Regions from separate parts of the Homo sapiens genome. Here region 1 is linked to region 2. The links are chromatin loops, found by intact Hi-C in ENCODE. Cell type or tissue: endothelial cell of umbilical vein. All regions are shown on one strand. Each heading gives the region's core, and the rest is flanking DNA. Links, peaks and the distances in the headings are about the cores only.

Region 1 (5,374 bases), core at 152-5,151, 240 kb before region 2:
AGATGTTCATTAGCTTCCTGGAGATGTCAAGAAAGTCCTTGGATCTATTATGAGTATCGGAAATATTTTAGAACATCTGTAAACAAGTAAGACAAGATTTCAGGTGTTTCAGCCCATGTTACCATAAAAAATTTGAAGCATTAAAATAAAAAATGTTTAAAAAATTTTTAAAAAGAGATTTCAGATGTAAGCTTCATTCATCAGGGCAACAAAAATGGGTATCAATCTTCTTGTTTCCCGTAAGACACGTCATGGAATAAGTGCCATGGTATATTCAGTACCACAGAAATTCCTGACTGGGATGGGCAGGAGAAAGGAGGGAAGTCACCCAGAAGCAAGAGAGGAAGCCAGTATAGGATTAGTAATTTTTGTTCCAGATAATCAAGGACTGGGTAAATACATGCAAAGAAACCTATGTTAAAATGAACGTAAATACCTTATCTGGAAGGACAAGTCAAATCTCACATACAGGCCTGGAAATAAAAAGCTTGATTAATTTCACATTAGGTTACCAAAACTCTTGGTACTTAACAGTTAACCAGAAATTAACCAGAGAGCCAAAAAGTAGATTATCGGTAATTCTTCTGTGAATTAAGAAGGAATGGGCAGTAGAGGCTGGGCGCGGTGGATCTCGCCTGTAATCCCAGCACTTTGGGAGGCCGATGCAGGCGGATCATGAGGTCAGAAGATCGACACCATCGTGGCTAACACGGTGAAACCCCGTCTCTACTAAAAATAACAAAAAATTAGCCAGGCGTAGTGACGGGCGCCTATAGTCCCAGCCACTCGGGAGGCTGAGGCAGGCGAATGGCGTGAACCGGGAGGCGGAGCTTGCAGTGAGCCAAGATCAGGCCACTGCACTCCAGCCTGGGCAACAGAACGGAGCGAGACTCAGTCTCAAAAAAAAAAAAAAAAAAAGAAGGAATGGGCAGTAGAATTGTTTTTCTGTAATACCTGCTCATACCAAATTTACTTTTAAGTGTCAGCAAATTTCTTGGCTAATTATCACAAGTCTCAGAAAAACGACGTGGCTATATTTCAATAATTGGAGCAAGAATTTTAGGTAGGTCACCGCCCGCAGCCCGTCCTCTCTGAGCCCAAGCCACCCCGTGCACTTCCGTTTAGTATGTCTACTTTGAGATGCATGGAAATGAAACCCGTCAATTCAGATCTTGGGAGATCTCCAGCCAGGGATGTGAGGTGTCAAGTATGAAATAATCACAAAGACGTTGGAAATAAGCTTCACCACCTCATTCTGAGCCAAGTTCAGAAAGTTCATCTAAAATGCCAAGAATGATGCCGGAAGACCCTGGAAGAGCTGAGACTTGAATGCAACAAACAAGATTTTGAGTCTTGTTGGAGAAAACGGGGTGCCTTCTCATAAAACCTGCGCAGACACCTCAACGCTCTGACCTGCTTCTCTCTCTTGCTAGGGCTCGTGACTCTGTTTATAAAACATCTCTGACTCTGATGGTTAAATGCTGGAGTCTGTGTGCATGGAATTAAACTAAGACAGCCCGGGCACTCGTGGGCACTAGCAATCTTTTTTGGATGAAGAGTAGCAAGGAACCATTCCCTATTCCTTCATCTCGGCTCTGTCACATACCATGTCATCGTTGTGGCTCCAACTCTACGGCCAAGCGACAGTCTCTGTCACCGTAATCAGGCTTAGGACATGGACAGGGGCTCTCACAGGCTCTTAAAGAACCAGGAAGGGTACTGGGTGTCCGATCACACACACACACACACACACACACACACTCTACTTGTGTATCAGATGTCCACTGACATTGGCCACATTACTGCTAGATTTGTGAACCAATTAAAAGCTGTTCCATTTGATAAACATTACATGTATATGCATTCTATACTGCAGTAATAATTATCTCTTTGCATATCTGTTTCCTCACAAGAGCTTGAGTCCCGTCAAGACAAGGATAAGCCCTTCCACTATAGAGCCACAGCAGGAAGCCCTCAGCCTGGTACACAGTGGGCATCCAATAAACCTGAATGGACAGAATGAGGAAACTGAGACACAGCTCTTGTGTTCAGGGCCAGTCTGAGACCAAATCTGGAAACAAACTCGGAATTTCCAATTCCAGGCTAAGTGCTTTTGCCAGAGGGAAGATGAAAGCGTATGTTTCAAGCTCTGCAAGATCCACAGAGAATTTTTTCTAAGCTCCTCTCTAAGAAGGCGCCAAGGAGCTCGATGTCTTTTTCCCCTGGACCCAAGCTTTTATGCCTCTGCCCAGTGGATGCGGCTTCTCCGCCGCAAGGAGTGCAGCTCCCTCCTCATCCGTTGGGAACATAACAGCCGAAGCTGCTCCCCCACAAGCTGCAGGATAAATGTCAAGTGAGGAGGGAATGCTGCTGCCTGGGTAGACTGCATTCTACTCATTCTGCTGAGGGTCATGCTTTGAAAATATCTCTAATTTTGTTTTCATAGCTTGTTAACCTTTTCCTTCCCAAAACAATACCCATGTTTGTTTTGGCACCACTCGCGTCCTGCATACTGAGGACGGGTCTGAGTTGGATGCACAAAAGCATTTTTCCCTTAATCTCATTACAAGGGCTCCTCAGTCTTTAATTCTTCCCAGGGCTCACTTGCTGTGAAGTGATTTCCTCTTGGAATCCGTTTCTCTTTGTGAAGCTGGGAGAGCAAGTCTGTTTGGTTTTGTAGGGATGTGGGGAAGGAAAGCAAAGACAAAGGCAAAAACAAGTGGTGCTGGGGTGCCCTGGAAGTTCCTAAGAGCAAATGGACCCACTCTGAAATGTCTGCAGCTGAGACCAGTGATACTCGAATTCCAGTTTGAATGAGGATCACGCGCTGAGGTCACGTACTTACTGCTGTCTCCTGTCTACCTGAGGTTTACAAAATGTGTGAATAAAGGCGCCAGTGCTTTGACAGCTGGTCTTGCTCATGCGTTTAGAGAGCATCTTATTTCATCCTTTTTGCCCCTCGAATGTTGCGCATCTGACAGTTTGACCACCCTGCCTGGACTCTTACATGCATGTGGCATTTCTTTTTCTTTCTTTTTCTTTTTCTTTTTTTTTTTTTTTGAGACAGAGTCTCGCTCTGTCACCCAGGCTGGAGTGCAGTGGTGCGTCTCGGCTCACTGAAAGCTCCACCTCCCGGGTTCAAGCGATTCTCCTGCCTCAGCCTCCCGAGTAGCTGGGACTACAGGCTTATGCCACCACACCCGGCTAATTTTTTGTATTTTTTTTAGTAGAGACAGGGTTTCACCGTGTTAGCCAGGATGATCTTGATCTCCTGACCTCTTGATCCTCCTGCCTCGGCCTCCCAAAATGCTGGGATTACAGGCGTGAGCCACCACGCCTGGCCTGCATGTGGCACTTCTAACATGTTCCTCCTAAGCGTTGTGGACAAATCCATACTGAGTTTTTATTCTCATGGATTCATGTTTATTCTCAATACTTGAGGAAATTGTAAGTTTAACCAGCTTTCTGTTAATTTTACTATCCTTTCTCATGAAAAGATTTCTTTTCCCATCTGAATTGTTTCCTAGATTGTATCTGCAAATACAAAACTACAATGAGGGACAGAGGATTCTGGAAAATGAATGGGGATGCTGGGGGAAACTAACAACACCAGCGACAAAACCAAGCCACTGGAGCCTGAACCAGCCAGGTGCCTGAGGAAAAGGGGAGGGAAGGTTTTCTCTCCCGCGTATTGTATTCCTGTTGTATATTGTACATGTAATGCATGCTAGCTGCCATTTAGAATGGAAAAGCATGCCCTCACCACAGTCAGGCCCACATTTTGCTTTCCGTGTTAAAGAGAGAAATGGCGTAACGTGCTCGTGAAGAGGCGGCACCTGCAGCGGTTGGAGCTGGCACCCTTGGCAGACTTTCTGGGACCGAGTCCTAGCTTTTTCTCTTATTAGCACGTTGCTTCCCCTCATTTATAGAATGGGCCTCATACCTACCTCATGGGGTATCAGACAGCATCCTTTCTTTTCACCTGATGCATTAATTTGGACATGAACTGAGAGAAAAGAAATATAAAACATAGTCCCTGCTTTTCAGTAGCTTAGAATCCAGTGAAACTTACCAATATAAAAGAAAAGGATACAGGCAAATTCTTGACAGCATCTCCTCTGTACTCACACATCCTCTCCCACTATCTATTATATTTTCATGTAAAAACGTGTGTGGGTGAGGGAAGGATTCTGGGAGGCTTCGTCCTGGAGCTCCAGCGGCTTATCAATCACCATTAATCTTGGAGGCTCACAGCCCCCATGCCCATTTGCTGAAGAGGAGTGAGTCATCCTGACTCGAACAGCAATGCTGACAGTTAATTGAATTCCAGAGCCAACGTTTCTTCCTACCTACAGCAATTCTTCACAGCTCAGAGCTCAAGATTGCTCTGAGCAAGACCGCTGTGTTTACGAGGCAGAGAGAAAGAGAGAGAGAGGGTGCCTTTTTCAAGTGATGGAAAGGCCATGTTGACGTGTAAGATTTCGTTTTTCTTTGACTTTCAGGCTTAAAACTTATGCAAACTTGGTCCAGAACAAAATGGACCAAACAATTATGGTTGAAGATTGCTATTAGTGTCTTTCCATGGGGGCAAGGGGCACTGACAGAGAAGCCTCTTTCCACTCCAAATGTAGCAGGTGTAATCTGCAAGCTGCCGGGCCCTCTTTTAATAATCCTTTATCTTCCCAGGGATGACCAAGGGCAGTCATTATTTGCTGACTGGTCCGCTGTTGAAAAGGGAGGAAAAATTAACGCATGTGTAGAAAATTTTAATGAGGAAAGATTTATTTCTAGAGTCCTTTCACAACATGTGTATATTTCAAGAGGAGAGTGACTACGCAAAGTGACAAAGACAACAATTTATATTTGGAACAGCTAGTATTGGGTGATGGGCTGATTGGTTTGATGGAAGCCAGGTTGTCACGGACTGAAAAGGAAGCAGGTGGTAGATAAATGGAGGGAGCAGTGGATGATTCATTCAAGTCATTTAACACACTGTCTTGGGAATCATGTGCGCACAAAAGCAAACAAACTTTTTGGGAGATTCCAAATTAGGCAGTTGGGTCTTGGAAAGAGGCCCCCCATGTGGGAAGCTCGAGCCCCCTCCAGAAGGCTCTTCAGAAGCTGTGTTAGAACAGTGTGTTTCTCATGGTCGGTCCCTGACTCATTATCCCTGGTTCCTGGTTATACAGGATTTACCTGAAGCAAAATGACCACAAAGGCGAACTCCTCCAGGCCATCTCCTCTTGAAGTCCTCTTTGTTCACAGCAAGGCCCCAGGTCACAGTGCACAGCCTGCCTGGGCCTGTCTGTCCAGGATCCAGCCCAGGCTGAGAAGCCCTGCAGCAGGCAGAAAAAGGAAGCCTGAGGTTTGAGGA
Region 2 (5,374 bases), core at 277-5,276:
TGGGCCAGATTTCGCCCAGGTTTGCCAACCCCAAAACCTAAGGATCCGATCAACTTCCTTTCTATTACATTAGATGCTGCTTGCCCCTGCTCTCGGGTGAACTGAATGACATCCATATTCCTGGCAATGGATCCAGCACTTAGCCAGGGACCACCAAGGAAGTGGAGAGGCACATAAAAGGCATTCGTTTCACTTTTTCATTAAACAACAACTTCTTTGAATTCCTAATTGGAAACTTTCACACAAGAATCGAGGTTGCTGCAACTCATTTCCTGCTGCCCTGCTTGCAGTGTATTTTCAGCAAAATAATTGTTGAGTGTGGAGGCTGACATTTGACCTCTGGTGGCTGCCAGCAACATACTTTGCTGACTCATTTGCATATATGGTGTTCGAAACACACTGGCACATTCTTCCCTTTTCGCATGAAGCCCAGACGTCCTTGATTAACTGGAGACTAAAATAAGATCTCAAGGTGGAGCGAGGCTAGGAGGGAACTGGAGATTTTTTTCTCCTGTTGTGGCCAAGGAGCACTTTTTTTTTTTTTTTTTTGAGACTGAGTCTCACTCTGTCGCCCAGGCTGGAGTGCAGTGGCGCGATCTCGGCTCACTGCAGCCTCCGTCTCTCGGGTTCAAGCGATTCTCCCACCTCAACCTCCCGAGTAGTGGGGACTGCAGGCGCGTGCCACCACACCCGGCTAATATTTTATTTTTAGTAGAGACGGGGAGTACAGTGGCACGATCTTGGCTCACTGCAACCTCCACCTCCTGGGTTCAAGCGATTCTTCTGCCTCAACCTCCCGAGTAGCCAGGACTACAGGCACGTGCCACCACACCCATCTAATTTTTCATTTTTAGTAGAGACAGGGTTTCACCATGTTGGCCAGGCTGGTCCTGAACTGCTGACCTAAGGTGATCCGCCTGCCTGGGATTACAGGTGTGAGCCACCACGCCCAGCCCAGGGAGCACTTTAATGCAAGTTGAGAAGTACTCAGCACCTCCTCTGTTACCGGGTCAGGCCTTGCAATGTGTACAAAGCACCGGGCCTGGGATCCAGGACATTGGTCCTCTGCATTTGTCAGATCCCATTTGTCCTGGTGTCCCCTGGGAGACATGTCACTCTCCTGCTCCACAGACCCTCACCCACCTACAACCCTTGGGCCTTGCCCCTTCCAAATTCTGGTACCAAAAGGACTGGGTCAGTTGGTTCTAAAAGTGAGAGGCAGGTGAAAAAAAAGTTTTTCCATTTGTGCAATGATAGTTGTGAATACTCTCTGACCCTATGCAGCAGAAATCCCATCTGTGGATAATAGCTTTGGGGTGCAAATGCCTTCTCTGGGCTGTTTTAGACCCCATTCCATGCTTTGGCATTAGGACATACACAAACACACTTCTCTAAGGGACACAAGAGGTAACAAAGCCCTCCTTCCAAGAGGACAGTGGAGGAGGGAGAGACCAGGCTGGCGTCAGGCCAGCAAGGAGCCGGTATTGAGTCCTCCACTCTGTCTCCCACCTGGGTGTCCCAGTCCCTGGACAAGCTGGCTCCTGCGGGAGGCCCCCATTTCACATCTCAAGCGGCTTCCAGAGGATTCAATGAGCTATTTTTTTCCTTTTTCTCTTGTTATATAAAAATTATAGGAGGCCATTGTTTTGAACCAAGCTCCCACACTAGGCCCCAACAGACCAGACTAAAAATCAACATGGGCCAGGCACAGTGGCTCACACCTGTAATCTCAGCACTTTGGGAGTCTGAGGCAGGCGAATCCTTGAGCCCAGGAGTTTGAGACCAGCCTGGCCAACATGGTAAAACCCCATGTCTAGAAAAAATAACAAAAATTAGCAAGGTGTGGTGGTGTGCACCTGTAGTCTCAGCTACTCGGGAGGCCAAGGCAGGAGGATCACCTGAGCCTGGGAGGTCAAGGTTGCAGTGAGCAGAGATCATACCACTGCAACCCAGCCTGGGCACCAGAGTGAAACCCTGTCTCAAAAAAAAAAAAAAAAAAAAAAATCGGCCGGGCGCGGTTTTTACAGGCTCAAGCCTGTAATCCCAGCACTTTGGGAGGCCGAGGCGGGTGGATCACGAGGTCAGGAGATCGAGACCATCCTGGCTAACACGGTGAAATCCCGTCTCTACTAAAAATACAAAAAAATTAGCCGGGCGTGGTGGCGGGCGCCTGTAGTCCCAGCTACTCGGGAGGCTGAGGCAGGAGAATGGCGTGAACCCGGGAGGCGGAGCTTGCAGTGAGCCAAGATCGTGCCATTACACAACAGCCTGGGTGACAGAGCGAGACTCCGTCTCAAAAAAAAAAAAAAAAATCAAACTGGAGTCACCCACGCTAAAGTTCCATACCACCAAACCAAAACAAGGTTGTTATCTGACCTTCTGAGAATGGAGAGAGAGAACAGCCAATCTCCCAAAAGGCCCGTTTAAATCTTCAATCAGAATGATAATGAAGTTCTTTCTGCTTTAATCCTACCACAAAAAAAGGTAGCATGAAGTCACCCAAGGTTAACTAACGAGTTATTTTTCTATTGTTCTATCTCCCTGTGCCCTCCTTACAAGAACAAGTAACATTGAAAAGTAACTAATACAATCTTTGTTCCCTGTTTCTGTTTTCTTCAGTCCTTCTCTGTCTACAAAGCCAACCTCTTCAGCTCAGCTCAGGGAACACTTATTCCATTGTGTGGAATGAAGTGTTGTTCGATGCCAGAATCACAAATCAAGACAATCAAGGTCTTTAAGCTAAATTTTTTGTCATTCTGGTTTTTGACACTCTTTTCTACCGGGACCTGTTTCCCAGCTTTCTCATGGAAAATCCCTGAGCCGGCCACTTCCTGTTTTTGTTTTGCTTTTCTACCCCATTGGTGTACCCTTTGACCTTTTGTCCCTTGTCATGATCCTCCATCTCAAACTGGGAAACCACGCATAGATCAAATCCCCAGCCCCAAGCAGCTAGCTCTGTGCCGCGTGTACTAAACAAATCCTTTCTCCGAGGGGTCCTCTGAGTTGCTTCCTTACCTACAAATGGGATGCTGAGAAGACTTAGGCATTTGTTTTGGGCTCTGCTGGGCTCCCTACCCTGTGTCGTGATGCCCCCAGCAAAGCCCTAGGCAGGGGTGGATGCCGGGGTGCAGGATCTCTACATGCAAACTTTAGTAACAATCATTGCTGAGTTCTGAAACTTCTTGATCCACTTTTATTTGGAGCTAGAGGTTCTCTTCTGCTTTGTTTTGACAACTAGACTGGCTAGACTATGGCCTGGTGACGCCTGTTCTTTTTCCTTCTTTTCTCCTGTTTTGTCCCCTGCCTCTGGGCCCGGCATTCCTGGCATATTTGGAAAGAGTAGGAGCTGGCCTGAGGCCACTTTTCCGAGTATCTTCTCAGCCCTGCAGTCCCGTTTCCAACACACAGTCTCTTTGCTTTTGTTTATTCTGCGTTTCACACTCCCAGTCAGGAGCCAGTCCCACAGGCAGGCCCAGAGATCAGACTGCACAGGCGAGAGGGCTGGAAACTCCAGGGTCCTCACCGCCTCTGCAGGTGGAACATGCAAACCGGTCAGACAAAGGAGGGGTTAACCTTGTACCCATCTTATGGGGAATTTCCCCAAATACATCTGGCACCTACGAAGTGAAAGGGAAAAAAGAACCCCACACAGTAAGCCCCACTGCCTTTGAGGATTTACTGCCTGGAGCATGGTCCACTGCAACCTCATTAAGGGCCCAAAGTTAAGCACTATTTTCCCTTGGTCTCTGTCTCCCCGGCTGACCTTCGCTAGCACACTTTACCCCTCCAGCCTCAACTTTCCTCTCTCTGGAGGCGCCTAAAGAGGCTTACAGAGCAAGGCGCTTCCAGCCAGGGCTCAATCGGGTGGTACCTGGGGTGACCTCATTTTCTGTCAGGCCCAGCTAGGCCTGTCTTACATCTTACCTGGAGGAAAGGTCAACACAATTCATAGCAGAGGAAAACCTGAAGTTTACTCTAGTCTCTAAATTGTTTTCAAGTTCCCATGGGGGAAAGAGATTGATTCATTTTGTTAATAAGCAAAGGTCTTATTTTTCCACCTTTAGTCGTATAAACGTCAAGGGGGAAAAAAAGGCTTTGTATTCAATCAAAAGACAGTTCCAGCATTTTAAAAAAGTCAAGTGGAGATGAAACAGATGATCTTCCAGGAAAAAAAAAAATAGTCTTAACTCCCAAATTATAACACCTTAAATTATCTCATGTTTAATTCTAGCAACAAAGACCTCAGTGTTTGCCTGTGTTAAAGAATAGTTAAAAGCATAGAGTGTTAGGAGCTACAGCCAAGATTCTTCCAGGTTTCTTGTGCCCTGCAATGAATCAAACCACTGGCCCAGAAAGGCCTTTAAATGGAGCCATAATATCAAATTCAGAGTTTCATAGCAGTGTGACTCAGTAATAGCCAAAAGATCAGCAGATGCATGGATAAACCAAACGTGGTAAATCCACACCGTGGAATATTATACAGCATTAAAAAGGAAGGACATTCTGGCACTTGCTATAACATGGATGAACCCTGAAGGCATGATACTAAGTGAAATAAGCTGGTCACAAAAGGACAAATACTGCATGATCACAAGTATTTGAGGTTCCTAGAGTTATTTCTGTTTTGCAAAATGAAAAAGTTCTAGAGACGGGGGTAGTAATGGTTGTACAACAACATGAATGTGCATAACACTACCGAACTGTATACTTAGAAATGGTTAAGATGGTATATTTTATGTTGTCTATATTTTACCACAGCTTTTTAAACATTTAATTAAATGTTTTAAAGTTTCCGAGTCGCGAATAAAGAATCTTGAGTGACTAAGCCTTCTCCTTCTCTGTACATGCAGAGCCGTGTATATACAGCTCTTTTCTGAGAACCATTGATTGTGCCTTTAATTTAGAGTCAATGCAGAGTCACAAATGCACCCGCCCACTTTTCTGCTTCAGAACTTAGCCTAAGCTACCACATCCTCCATTGTAAGGGAGAGAAAGGGCAGTTCTTTGCCCTGTTTGACTAATGGAAAAACCAGAGGTCATGGAGGTTAAGTAACTTGCTCAAGGTTAGGCAGTTCACAGGGGCTGCCCTCAGTTAAAAGTTCCTGGTGGAGCTGTCTCCAGATTTATAGCCCCCCAAAGCATTGAATAAACCTGGGTCAAAACCAACGTGTGTGGGTGGAGAGATTGGAGTGGCATTCCAGGACCGATTTTCCAAAATGAGCTCTAAAATCAGTGCCATGTGGACAAAAGCAATCCAGAAGGACATCACATTTGTTCATTCAAACAGTGTTCATGGCAGGGCACAGTGGCTCAGGCCTGTAACACCAGCGTTTTGGGAGGCCCAGGTGGAAGGATCACTTGAGCTCAGGAGGTC

What was found. Peaks named below come from ENCODE experiments on the same cell type or tissue, not always from the same donor. Only the 100,000 strongest peaks of a DNase experiment are listed, where the experiment ranks them.
Region 1: a loop joins it to region 2, with 6 times the contacts of the local background. A loop is called at or near these places in 1 of 110 quality-filtered maps.

The regions. Positions count from the first base shown.
Region 1 is chr1:234,741,668-234,747,041 of GRCh38, forward strand. It overlaps LOC105373210 (a long non-coding RNA gene), which reads right to left. Exons shown (of 3, transcript XR_949292.3): 2 at 5,197-5,374; 3 at 3,869-4,724. Among named protein-coding and RNA genes, the nearest start is that of LINC02961, 16 kb to the right of the region's middle. In endothelial cell of umbilical vein, for the core only: no CTCF peak of the experiment used is centred there; DNase peaks (open chromatin) are centred at 2,524 and 4,304; H3K27ac peaks cover 2,409 bases.
Region 2 is chr1:234,984,235-234,989,608 of GRCh38, forward strand. No RefSeq gene overlaps it. Among named protein-coding and RNA genes, the nearest start is that of LINC03108, 6.1 kb to the left of the region's middle. RefSeq lists enhancers at 2,226-2,765, 2,728-3,022, 2,766-3,305, 3,306-3,845. In endothelial cell of umbilical vein, for the core only: no CTCF peak of the experiment used is centred there; DNase peaks (open chromatin) are centred at 327, 2,857 and 3,357; H3K27ac peaks cover 4,280 bases.